Linked DNA regions of Homo sapiens: region 1 is linked to region 2. Evidence: chromatin contacts called from ENCODE Hi-C data. All regions are on one chromosome and are shown on one strand. Each heading gives the region's core, a stretch centred on a gene start or an enhancer-like site at or near the end of the contact. The rest is flanking DNA. Distances are from core to core; before and after follow the strand shown. Region 1 has its middle 7.8 kb from the start of RNU5E-1. Region 2 holds the start of PEX14 (peroxisomal biogenesis factor 14).

Evidence for each region. A loop is a pair of places that touch in the nucleus more often than their neighbours do. Pooled maps may share reads with other maps.
Region 1: a loop to region 2 is called in a map of GM12878, with 9 times the contacts of the local background. The contact joins the enhancer-like site here to the promoter of PEX14 in region 2. A Hi-C loop is called at or near these places in 1 of 168 maps with a recorded cell type or tissue (GM12878), 2 of 37 single-sample maps with no recorded cell type and 9 of 50 pooled maps.

The regions. Positions count from the first base shown.
Region 1 is chr1:11,897,248-11,903,455 of GRCh38, reverse strand. No RefSeq gene overlaps it. Among named protein-coding and RNA genes, the nearest start is that of RNU5E-1, 7.8 kb to the left of the region's middle. RefSeq lists an enhancer at 4,067-4,618. Within about 2 kb of position 1,840, at least 3 of the 41 ENCODE cell types and tissues checked have a DNase peak (open chromatin) inside an H3K27ac peak, as active enhancers do.
Region 2 is chr1:10,472,108-10,478,196 of GRCh38, reverse strand. PEX14 (peroxisomal biogenesis factor 14) reads right to left here and starts at 3,247. Exons shown (of 9, transcript NM_004565.3): 1 at 3,195-3,247. The coding sequence starts at 3,230. DFFA (DNA fragmentation factor subunit alpha) reads left to right here and starts at 5,668. Exons shown (of 6, transcript NM_004401.3): 1 at 5,668-5,874. The coding sequence starts at 5,739. RefSeq lists a silencer at 2,991-3,160 and enhancers at 3,161-3,350, 3,173-4,138.

The DNA of each region.
Region 1 (6,208 bases), core at 591-3,090, 1.4 Mb before region 2:
AATAGAGATGGGGTCTCACTATGTTGCCCAGGCTGGTCTCTAACTCCTGGGCTTAAGTGATCCTCCCAACTCCCAAAGTGCTGGGATTTCAGGTGTGAGCCACTGCACCCAACACATTTTCAATAGTTTCTAGTTTAAATTTTCTGTGTGTGTGTGTGTGTGTGTGTGTGTGTTTTGTAACAATAACCACACACATATAGTTTATTTCTTCTTCCTTTTTTTTTTTTCTTTTTTTGAGACAGGGTCTTACTCTGTCACCCAGGCAGGAGTATAGTGGTGTGATCTTGGCTCACCGCAACCTCCGCCTCCTGGATTCAAACATTTCTCCTGCCTCAGCCTCCTGAGTAGCTGGGATTATAGGTGCCCGCCACCACACGTGGCTAATTTTTGTATTTTTAGTAGAGGCGGGGTTTCACCATGTTGGCCAGACTGGTCTCGAGATCCTGACCTCAGGTGATCCACCTGCCTGGGCCTCCCAGAGTGCTGGGATTACAGGCATGAGCCACCACGCCTGGCACACACTTTTTTTTTTTTCTTTTGAGACGGAGTCTCGCTCTGTTCCCCAGGCTGTAGTGCATTGGCAAGATCTTGGCTTACTGCAACCTTCAACCCGCTGGGTTCAAGCAATTCTCCTGCCTCAGCCTCCTGAGTAGCTGGGATTACAGATGTGTGCCATCATGCCTGGGGAATTTTTGTATTTTTAGTAGAGACAGGGTTTCACCATGTTGGCCAGGCTGGTCTCAAACTCCTGACCGCAAGTGATCTGCCCGCCTCAGCCTCCCAAAGTGCTCGGTTTACAGGCATGAGCCACCATGCCTGGCCTGAAACTTCTACTTTTAAAAGTAGAGCTTCAAATCCAGCTCCATAGAGCATGGAATTGCGGAATCAGGGTACTTGAATAAAGTCTGAATCTCAGCCAAAGCCAGGGAGATTTGAAACCCAAGAGAAAATGCCAGGAAGCCCCGCTAGCTCTGATGAGGTCAGACGAGTGAAAGCTGTTCCTGCGGGTACCAAAGCTCAGAATGTTGGCAAAGCAGCATGGATTGTGGGAGGCTTGCCTTGGGTCCCATCTGTGGGTCACCAAAATGTCAACCTAAAATCATCAAAAGGGTTAGAATCTAATTTAAAGAGTGTTTATTCAAGCACAAAGTGTGAGGATGGACAATTCGGAAACACCAACTCCAAAGGAATGGTCAGCGTTCTAAAGTAGACAGAGACAGGGGAGTTTTTAGCAGGATTATAGCATTTTTCTTTTTCTTTTCTTTTCTTTTTTCTTTCTTTCTTTCTTTTTTTTTTTTTTTTTGAGACGGAGTCTCGCTCTGTCACCCAGGCTGGAGTACAGTGGTGTGATCTCGGCTCACTGCAACCTCCACCTCTCGGGTTCAAGTGATTCTCCTGCCTCAGCCTCCCAAGTAGCTGGGATTACAGGCACCCGCCACCACGCCCGGCTAATTTTTGAATTTTTAGTAGAGACGGGGTTTCACCATGTTGGTCAGGCTGGTCTCAAACTCCTGACCTCGTGATCCACCCACCTCGGCCTCCCAAAGTGCTGAGATTACAGGTGTGAAGCACTGCACCTGGCCATTCTTTTTTTTTTTTTTTTTTTGGCAGAGTCTCACTCTGTCACCCAGGTTGGAGTGCAGTGGTGTGATCTCGGCTCACTGCAACCTGCATCTCCTGAGTTCAAGAGATTCTCCTGCCTCAGCCTCTTGAGTAGCCACCACGCCCGGCTCATTTTTGTGTTTTTAGTAGAGATGGGGTTTCACCATGTTGGCCAGGCTGGTGTCGAATTCCTGACCTCAGGTGATCCTCCCGCCTCGGCCTTCCAGCACAGCTATAGGCGTGAGTCACTGTGCCCAGCCTCTTTTTTTTTTTTGAGATGGAGTTCGCTCTGTCACCCAGGCTGGAGTGCAGTGGTGTGATCATAGCTCACTGGAGCCTCAACTTCGCTGGCTCAGGTGATTCTCCCACCACAGCCTCCTGAGTAGCTGGGACTAGAGGCACTCATGCCACCATACTGGCTAATTTTTTGTATTTTTTGCAGAGACGGGGTTTTTCCATGTTGCCCAGGCTGGTCTTGAACCCCTGGGCTCAAGCCATCCGCTAGCCTCGGCCTCCTGAAGTGCTGGGATTACAGGTGTGAGCCACCATGCCGAGCCTTTAAAAAGTTACCGTAAATATATTTGACATTTTGAAATTCTGTGTGTCAAAAATAATCAAGCAAAAAGGTGAGCCTCCCACCAGAATCATACTTGCAATACACCAAAGGGTTAACAATTGTACTATATCAAAAAGCCTTACAAATTAATGAGATAAAGCTGGGTGCGGTGGCTCACGCTTGTAATCCCAGACCTTTGGGAGTCTGAAGAGGGCAGATGGCTTCAGCCCAGGAGTTCAAGACCAACCTGGGCAATGTGGTGAAACCCTGTATCTAAGAAAAAAAAAAAAAGAAAAATTAATGGGATCAATACTAAACTGCAATAGAAAATCATTGATAGTAGAGAGAAAAATTTTCCAGAAGAAATGTACATGTCTAATAAATATGTGAAAACCTGTTTGGTCTTACTAGTAATCAGAGGACTCCAAATACAAGCAACTCTGTATGTCACGTCCCATCTATTACATTAGCAAATACTTTTAAAATATAAAATTCAGAGGCAGCCATGTTACAGTGAAACAGGAACGCAGATGCCACAGGTAGAAATAGGAACTGGCCCAATCTTACTAAAATGTCACTTGATGATATGTATCAAGAGCCCTAAAAAAAGTGTTTTTTGAGACACAGTTTCTCTCTGTTGCCCAGGTGGGAGTGCAGTGGTGCGATCTTGGCTCACTGCAGCTTCTGCCTCCAAGGTTCAAGCAGTTCTCGTGCCTCCGTCTCCTGAGTAGCTGAGACTGCAGGTGTGTGCCACCATGCCTGGCTAATTTTTGTATTTTTAGTAGAGACAGGGTTTCACCATGTTGCTCAGACTGGTCTTGAACTCCTGGCCCCAAGTGATCCACCCACCTCAGCCTCCCAAAGTACTAGGATTACAGGTGTGAGCCACCGCGCCCAGCCTAACAAAAGTATTTTAACAGTTAATATATGTCAAGCCAATAATTTCACATGTGGGAATACATCCTAAGGAAACAGAAATGTACAAAAATGTGTGCAAAGAAACACACTTTTTTTTTTTTTTGAGACAGAGTCTCATTCTGTCGCTCAGGATGGAGTACAGTAGTACAATCTCAGCTCAACCTCCACCTCCTGGGTTCAAGTGATTCTCCTGCCTCAGCCTCCTGAGTAGCTGGGATTACAGGCATTCGCCACCACGCCCGGTGAAATTTTTTTTTTTTTGAGACAGAGTCTTGCTCTGTTGTCCAGGCTAGAGTGCAGTGGCACTATCTCGGCTCACTGCAACCTCCACCTCCCAGGTTCAAGCGATTCTCCTGCCTCAGTCTCCTGAGTAGCTAGGATTACAGGCACCAGCCACCATGCCCGGCTCATTTTTTTGTATTTTTAGTAGAGACAGGGTTTCACCGTGTTAGCCAGGATGGTCTTGATCTCCTGACCCCGTGATCCACCCACCTCAGCCTCCCAAAGTGCTGGAATTACAGGCGTGAGCCACAGGGCCTGGCCAACAGTAATTTTTATAATCAGAAGAATAAAAGAACAATGATATTGAAAAGAGAGGGAAAGAGAGAGAGGGAAGGGGAGAGATGCAGAGCTTACAAACAAGGGCATCTGACTGGGGAGGGGTCAGGAGCTGAGAGGGGAAGATAAGGGCCCAGAAGTGGAAGGGGGTCTTGCTAAGGCCCATTACATGATGTCACCTGGGCCCTTGGGGGCTGCAGTTTGCAGTAGCTCAGGAGGGCATGCCTCAGCCCTGGGGCCCCACCCCTATTCTCCCGGCTCTCTTCTCTCTTGCACCATCTCTCCCCATTTCCAAGGAAGGTGGCTGCCCCTGCCAGATGCAGACGCATTGCACCGACCTCATTGTCTAGCTTTAACTAACTTGAAAGCAAGGGATAGGAGGGAGGAAAGGAACAGAGTCCCCTAGGAATGTTAGAGGCAGGGGGATGGGAAATTCTGCAGCCCAGCTGAGAGTGGGAGCCCGTTGGTTTGGAGGGGATAAAGCATAAGACCAAAGTACAAATAATGATCCGATGGGCCAGCCTGTGATGCCTGCTCAGAGGCACTAGAGTGGTCCCAGAGAAAGCGCTAGAGACAATTTTAGGAGACAGAAAGCAGGATTTGATCACCCAAGGACAGAATCTGAGGCAAGGAAGAGCTGGGGGGCTCTGTGCCGGTCTGAGCCCTTGAAACAAATCCTACATAGGGGATTGCTACGGGGCTAGCGGTCTCAGGGACTCCAGGGCTGAGTCCTGGCCGTGAACCCCGCGGGCGCCCGCATTTCAGCACCGGGGACAGGGGCCGACCTCGGATCCAGGTGGGTCCTCAGATCCACTGGCGGCTCCGTAGCTCCACTAGTTCCTGGCCCCCTCCCTGGCCAATCTCAGCCCGGGCAGTTCCCTTGGAGACCTCCGTGGCCCCTCCATCCTGGACCCCCCTGGTGCCCGTGCTGCGGCTCCCGAGCACTTGGCAGGTGATGCGACCCGCGGAGCCAACCTGGAGCGCCCTCGGGTCCCGGCAGCCAAGATGGGCTCTGCGATCTGGGGTAGGGGCAGGAGAAGACCTAGTCTCCCCACCGCCCCCCACGTTTGTCTCAGCTTGGACAGAGTCTTGCCCTCCGGGGATGGCGCAAAAAGGAAAACCCCGAGGTGAGAGCAGGGAGGCAGCCAGAGGCACTCTAAGGAGAAGCCGGGGCCAGCACAGGTGCGGGACGTTGTCCCTGCCCGCCCAAGCGCATGGCCCTTCCAGAGACACCCCCTTTCTCAAGCGCAGCCCCGACCAGCCGCTCCCCGCCCCTCCCCACGCCCTGACCCCGCCAGCTTCCATCGCCCCAGGGCACTGGGAGCCAGAACATGGACCAGGGCAACCCAGATCCCCGAGTCAGCCCTCCCATGGCCCAGCGGCTCCAGAAATTCGATACAGCCCCCCCCACCCACCCCAGGCGACTTCTAAATCGCCGGCAGAATTCAAGTCTCTGGCCTGAACTGTGCCCGGCTGGGCCTCGGCCCTCCCACCGCTCCATGGGGGCTTTTGCGGTGCTCCGTCTAGCGCTTTGCCTCTGCCAGGCTTAGGCGTCTGGGCATCCCGGAGAAGGCGGCTTCCTATCCCGCCTCTGCGTCCCCACTCCCTGTCCCCAGGCCATCTCCCACCCACTAGCCCGGTTAGTGCTCTGCCATCCAGGTGGATAGAGCGGGCCAAACACAGGCCTCGGGAATTTACATCATTTCACCTTGGCTTGGGAGTGCACGATGTGACTCCGCAATAGATTTACTTTCCTTTTTTTTCTTTTCTTTTCTTTCTTTTTTTTTTTTTTTGAGACGGAGCCTCGCTCTGTCGCCCAGGCTGGAGTGCCGTGGCGCGATCTCAGCTCACTGTAACCTCTGCTTCCCGGGTTCACGCCATTCTCCTGCCTCAGCCTCCCGAGTAGCTGGGACTACTGGCGCCCACCACCACGCCCGGCTAATTTTTTTGTATTTTTAGTAGAGACGGGGTTTCACCGTGTTAGCCAGGATGGTCTCGATCTCCTGACCTCGTGATCCACCCGCCTCGGCCTCCCAAAGTGCTGGGATTACAGGCATGAGCCACCGCGCCCGGCCTTGAGACAATTTTTTTTTTTTTTTTAAGGCTAGTGAAGGAAAGCAGGGAATGGAGAGGGAACAAAGAAATCTGCAACTGCTTGTGATTGAAAGAAAAGCTCTTGCTGTTTTTGGTCTAAAATCATCTATTTTACCTATATTTAAAGGAAATTTTAGCTGGATATGGAATTCTGCATTCACAGGGTTTTTATTCTTTTGGCAGTTTAAAGTAAGTGGATATATTCAATTATCTTCTTGTCTCTGTTATTTCTGATAAAGTTAGACATCAGTCTATATTCAAATTTCCCTACTTGTTTATGAAACGACCTGTTAGAATTGATTAATTCAAATCAGCGTCCTAAAACGATCCTCACAGTGCATTTGGTAATTATATCATTTCAGCCTTCTTTAATCTGAACGACTCTTATTCCCCATCACCTTGTGTGTGTGTGTGTCGGGGGGAGGGGGGGCACTGAAGACTTTTGAAGGACTGGATCAGTTACCTATCCTATGGAATATC
Region 2 (6,089 bases), core at 1,998-4,497:
TCATTTAAGGCCAGGTGCAGTGGCTCACGCCTGTAATACCAAGCTCTTTGGGAGGCCGAGGTGGGCAGGTTACCTGAGGTCAGGAGTTTGAGACCAGCTTGTCCAATATGGTGAAACCCCATTTCTACTTAAAAAAAAAAATTAGCCAGGCCTGGTGGTGCATACCTGTAGCCCCAGCTACTTGGGAGGCTGAGGCAGGAGAATCACTTGAACCTGGGAGGCGGAGGTTGCAGTAAGCCGAGATCGCGCCACTGCACTCCAGCCTGGTCAACAGAGTGAGACTCGGTCTCAAAAATAAATAAATAAATAAATAACTCATTTAGTCCTCAGAGCAACTCTGTGAGATAGGTCCTAGTATTTTCCCTGTTTTGCACATGGAGAAATTAAGTCTAGAAAAATTAAGTAGATCTGTCCGAGATGACATTGCTGGTAAGTTAGTGGAGTTAGGATTCCAAGCCAGTGGGTCTGGCTTTAGAGCCTATACTTGTAACCGCTATTCTACACTGCCTCTCAAGGGAAGAGAAGGTTATTCACCTTTAATAGCTGGAAACCAGAGATTGATATGACAAGGCTAACCAACAAACTTTCTGTGAAAGACAGAATACTGGCTCAGCCCCACAGTTCTAACCCTACACAACAAGGCGTGGGGGAATTAGCTAAACAATCCTTTCAATCCTACTCTGCTTTAATCGGAGAAATGGGAAACTGGATTGATCAAGACTTGAAAATGAAACAGGCAATTGCTGAAGAGCATTGGTTCATTCAAAAAGCGTGCATTTGCTTCTTGTTAGATAGCCATAGAGTCTGTTATGAAAAGTTCAAGTTTTGGCCAGGCACTGCAGCTCACGCCTGTAATCCCAGCACTTTGGGAGGCTGAGGTGGGCGGATCATGAGGTCAGGAGATCAAGACCATCCTGGCTAACACGGTGAAACCCCATCTCTACTAAAAACACAAAAAATTAGCTGGGCATGGTGGCGGGCGCCTGTAGTCCCAGCTACTAGGGAGGCTGAGGCAGGAGAATGGCGTGAACCCAGGAGGCGGAGGTTGCAGTGAGCAGAGATCGCGCCACTGCACTCCAGCCTGGGTGACACAGCGAGACTCTGTCTCAAAAAAAAAAAAAGAAAAGTTCAAGTTTTTCCCCCAGGCTGCCAGCATGTTCTGTGGCAATCCTACCTCCACCAGCTTTGGAAAGGAGGGCAAAGGAGAAGCAGAGCTGAAAATCAAACAAGTGATGGCCATGCCCCCTTAAAGGACCTTAGATCCTTTTCTATTAAATACATATACAGAGAGGGCAAACTTGCAAAACCAAAAGAATCCTTGGGCATAACAGTGGCTCCAAGTGGCAAGATTTTTAGTACTGTTTACAGCACTGGCAAATTAAATGTCCTATAAGAATCAGGAACAGAGCCGGGCACGGTGGCTCACGCATATAATCTCAGCACTTTGGGAGGCTGAGGCGGGCAGATCACTTGAAGTCAGGAGTTTAAGACCAGCCTGGCCAACATGGTGAAACCTATCGCTACTAAAATTACAAAAATTAGTCAGGTGTGGTGGCAGGCACCCGTAGTCCCAGCTACTTGGGAGGCTGAGGCAGGAGAATTGCTCGAACCCGGGAGGCAGTGAGCCGAGATTGCGCCAATGCACTCCAGCATGGGCGACAGAGAGAGACTCCGTCTTAAGAAAGAAAAAAGAATCAGGAACTGAGGACACCCTTCAATCCCAGCCTGTGGGCATTCCTAACACAAAACAATTCAGAGAAACCCAGACCCCAAGATGCCTTAGTATTTCAGCAAACTAAATGTGGTAAGGCAAGAAAGGAGAGGCCCTCCTCTCGAGACACTTGCCAAACTCCAGAACACCTGACAGTGAGAAGGCCAGAATCAGTCCTTGTTATCTCCCATGTTTTACAATCAAGACATCTTCTTCCTGAATCATTCACACTGCTAATAGAAACTGGTATGGGGGAACACACCAACTCCTTTAAGTTCAATTCTTGTAACAGACGTGCAGAATAAGACAGTAAGAAACACTAAGCGGTGGTCTTCTGCCTCTGAAGGAAGTGAAATACTAGTAAGTTGCTGAAAACTCTTAGAGGTGCTTCAAGGAGATGGGAGAGGAGGAATGAGGCCCCAAGTTGAAACTATTTTCTTCTTCCTCATTCTAATCCTAACTAAACTCAAAAATGTATGGATGACTAGTGGAGTCACACAGGTTCAATACAGGCTCAACAGAGCACACGATTTGGGGCATGTCACAAACCCTTAGTATTCATTTCTGTGAAATGGAGGTTAGTAGCCTGCACTTCATAAAGGTTGTAGTGAACACTAAACGAGATAATAGATGTAATTTGTGCTCAACATGACACCACACAGGCAGTTAAATGTAAGATGTCTCTTAGCCCTTTTCTCCTCACCCCACCCTACCCCACCTTTGGACTATAAACCCCTTCGGAGACCTTATCATCCACTGCCTCCCGGCCGCAGAGGCACAGGCGTCAACGCTGGTCCTTATGGTCCCCTTATTGGAGTGGGATTTGTCTGAATCTGCAGGTGAAAAGCTAGAGCGGAGCCCTCGGCCAACAAAACCAAACCCAGGGAAGCGAGGATGGGTCCTCAGCCAAAAGCTTGGTGGCGTCTGTTAGTCACAGTGCGTCCCTTTCCTATCAACGCACTGAGAGGGCTCGACTAGATTATTTCTGACTATCCAACTTGACGAGAGAAGCGCAAAGGTGACCACAGATGAAGAGGCTGGCAGCCGCTCCAGGAGGCTGAGGCCGTGAGGGAGTGGGAACCCTAATGGAAACAGGCCCCTCCCCGGAGGGGACAGCCGGGAACGATCGATCTATCCTCTCCTTCTCAAGCCCTCGCAGCTCAAGGCTGGGGACTTCCCAAGGGTCCCGTCACCCTCCCCAACAAGCTCAAGTGGGACCAGAGGTGCTGGCAGGCGGGAAGTGGGGACCCGGGGGCACAGCCAAACACCAGAGCCCGGGCTCCGGAATGTGGTCAAAGAGGGGTCACCGGGGGGAGGGGCCGGGTGGGGAGGACCTGGGGAGGGGCGGGGCTCAGGAGGGGGCAAGAGGTCGGGGTCCCCAGCTTCGGAGACTCGGGGTCCCTACCCGGCTCCCAGCCGTATGCTGAGCGCCCCCTCCAGCCGGGGTCTCCGCCGCACAGCGGGGCAGTCCCACTCCCCTTACCTGGCTCGGCTGCTCTGCCTGCTCCGAGGACGCCATCTTTCTGAGGCCTGACTAATCAACCGCCGCTGGGCGAGGTTTCTCCCAGGCGCCCTCGCTCTCGCCCTCCCGCCCAGACTAAGGTAGCCGGAACAGAGCCTGTCGATGTAGGGGACTGGGGCAGAGGGGTGGAGCCCGGGTGTCCGGGTCACCTTGCATAGTTTCCGTTAAGACTCTGCTTTCCAGGAAGATCCCAAGTCTATATCTTCTTTGCGTTGTTATATGTGTATTATTCTGGTTTTGCTTTTTTTTTTTGAGACGGAGTTTCGCACTTGTTGCCTAGGCTGGAGTGCAATGGCGCGATATCGGCTCACCGCAACCTCAGCCTCCCGGTTTCAAGTGATTCTCCTGCCTCAGCCTCCCGAGTAGCTGGGATTGCAGGCATGCGCCACCATGCCCGGCTAACATTGTATTTTTAGTAGAGATGGAGTTTCTCCATGTTGGTCAGGCTGCTCTCGAACTCCCGACCTCAGGTGATCTGCCCGCCTCGGCCTCCCAAAGTGTTGGGATTACAGAAGTGAGCCACAGCGCCCGGCCCATATTATTCTTATTGAGTTAATCTCTGCCCATCCCCACAGTGCCATGGGCACATTTAGGGACTTGCCAATGGATGAATGCGAAGAAACTTGGAAATTAATTTTTAGACATCAGTTCAGTTCCATTCATTGAGTGCCTACTATATGCTAGGGACTTTGGTAGGCCTTGAAATAAAAACATTCAAGACTCAATCCCTACTCCCACGCCCAGGCCAAACACACTTACAATTACAGTATTATGGGGATAGGACTCGGATAAGTGTGCAGGTCTATTGGGAGAACATAAAAGGGGGCATTTTGAAGAGAAGAGGCTTCTACAAAACGTCATTATTTTACACTGGTTGAATTGTTAGATTTTTTTAATTGTTAGATTTTAAATTAAATATTGGACGGGAGCAGTGGCTCACACCTGTAATCCCAACACTTTAGGAGGCCAAGGCAGGAGGATCCCTTGAGCCCAGGAGGTTGAGGCTGCAGTGAACTATGATTATGCCACTGCACTCCAGCCTGGGCGACAGAGCGAGACCTTGTCTAAAAATAAGATAAGAAAATAAAAAATGAAATTATATGAAAAAGGATACATACATTAGAGTTAACCGCCAGCTCCTATTATAGTTGTGTTTTGATCAATATAGACTGCTTAAAAGGGATGACTTAATGAATAATTCCTCCTACTAAACGCTGTTTTAAATGTCTAAACTTTTCTTGAGATAATATCCAATTTCCTCTCCCACGTTTTTTTTGTTTGTTTTTGCTTTTGTTTTTGTTTTTGCTTGAGACGAAGTCTTGCTCCTGACGCCCAGGCTGGAGTGCAATGGTGCGATCTGGGCCGACTGCAACCTCCGCCTCCCGGGTTCAAGCGATTCACCTGCCTCAGCCTCCCAAGAGCTGGGACTACAGGCGTGCGCCATCACGCCCGGCTAATTTTTGTATTTTTAGTAGAGATAGGGTTTCACCATGCTGGCCAGGCTGGTCTCAAACTACTGACCTCAGATCATCTGTCCGCCTCGGCCTCCTAAAGTGCTGAGATTACAGGGGTGAGCCACCGCCCCCGGGGCCCTTGCCCACGTTTTTATAAACAAAATATGAGGTGGGAGGATTGCTTGAGCCCAGGAGATCAAAACTGCAGTGAGCCATCATCGCGCCACTGCACTCCAGCCTGGGAGACAGAGCGAAACGCTGTCTCAAAAAAAGAAAAAAGAAACAAGGAAGGAAAGTGTCCCCCGAATGAATAAATATGAGCAGATAATTACTTCTAGTTTACATAAAATGCCCTCTTTTAAGAGAGGAACTTTTTGATCATTTTTATTACTATTCTTTTAATCTTAGATGTTTATTTTTCAGGAGGAAAAAAACAAACTTTTCCATAGTAGCAGTATTAAAACAAAGATGAATATGTTGTCAAGAGGCATCTGAACAATCTCCAACAGTGCCGAGTCGCATTTCCCCTTTCCTCTCCGATGCATTTGAGACTTTAATGCTTACTATATTTATTTAAGCGTTTTGTTCTGAGACCCCAAACTAATTTGCACAGTTGAAGCAGGAAATAGAATGGGTGGAAACATGCGGGTGTCTGTATTAGCATTATGCATCTCATATGCGAATAGGAATGCTCTAAAAATTCAATACAGTATACATGCGTGTGCATCGTCATGCAAAATAAGTCTCTATTGGCCTTATATTTGAACGCGCGAATGCAGCTCCTAAAAGTTAAAAACAACTCCTAGGCTGAATCGCGCGATAGAACGAAAGCGGCTTTAAACCCAGAGACTACAGTTTCCGGCATGCTTCGACGCCACACGTGATTAGCGGCAACTAGAACTACATTTCCCGGCGTGCCCTGGTCTCACGTGTGATTTGCTGCGGAACGAACTACATCTCCCGGCAGGCTGCGGAAGGGGGTCGAGTAGAAGGACCGCCGCTCCGGCCTCCCGCGACTTCTCGAAGGTGGGCAGGTCCCACCTTGTGGAGGATGGAGGTGACCGGGGACGCCGGGGTACCAGAATCTGGCGAGATCCGGACTCTAAAGCCGTGTCTGCTGCGCCGCAACTACAGCCGCGAACAGCACGGCGTGGCCGCCTCCTGCCTCGAAGACCTGAGGAGCAAGGGTTGGCTCGGGACCCCGGGCGAGGGTGTGGGGGAGCCAGGGCCGGGTGAGGACGTCCGGCGGGGGCGAGGCGGGGTCAGGAGAGGCGACTTGGGGATTCTTGTATCTCGGGTGGAGGCTTGGGACAGAAACGGTCCGAGTGGGCATAGCGATTTACAGATTTAAGGCGCTTGAGCGTAATTAATCTCGTGTGAGACTCCACGGTGGTGGGAAGAC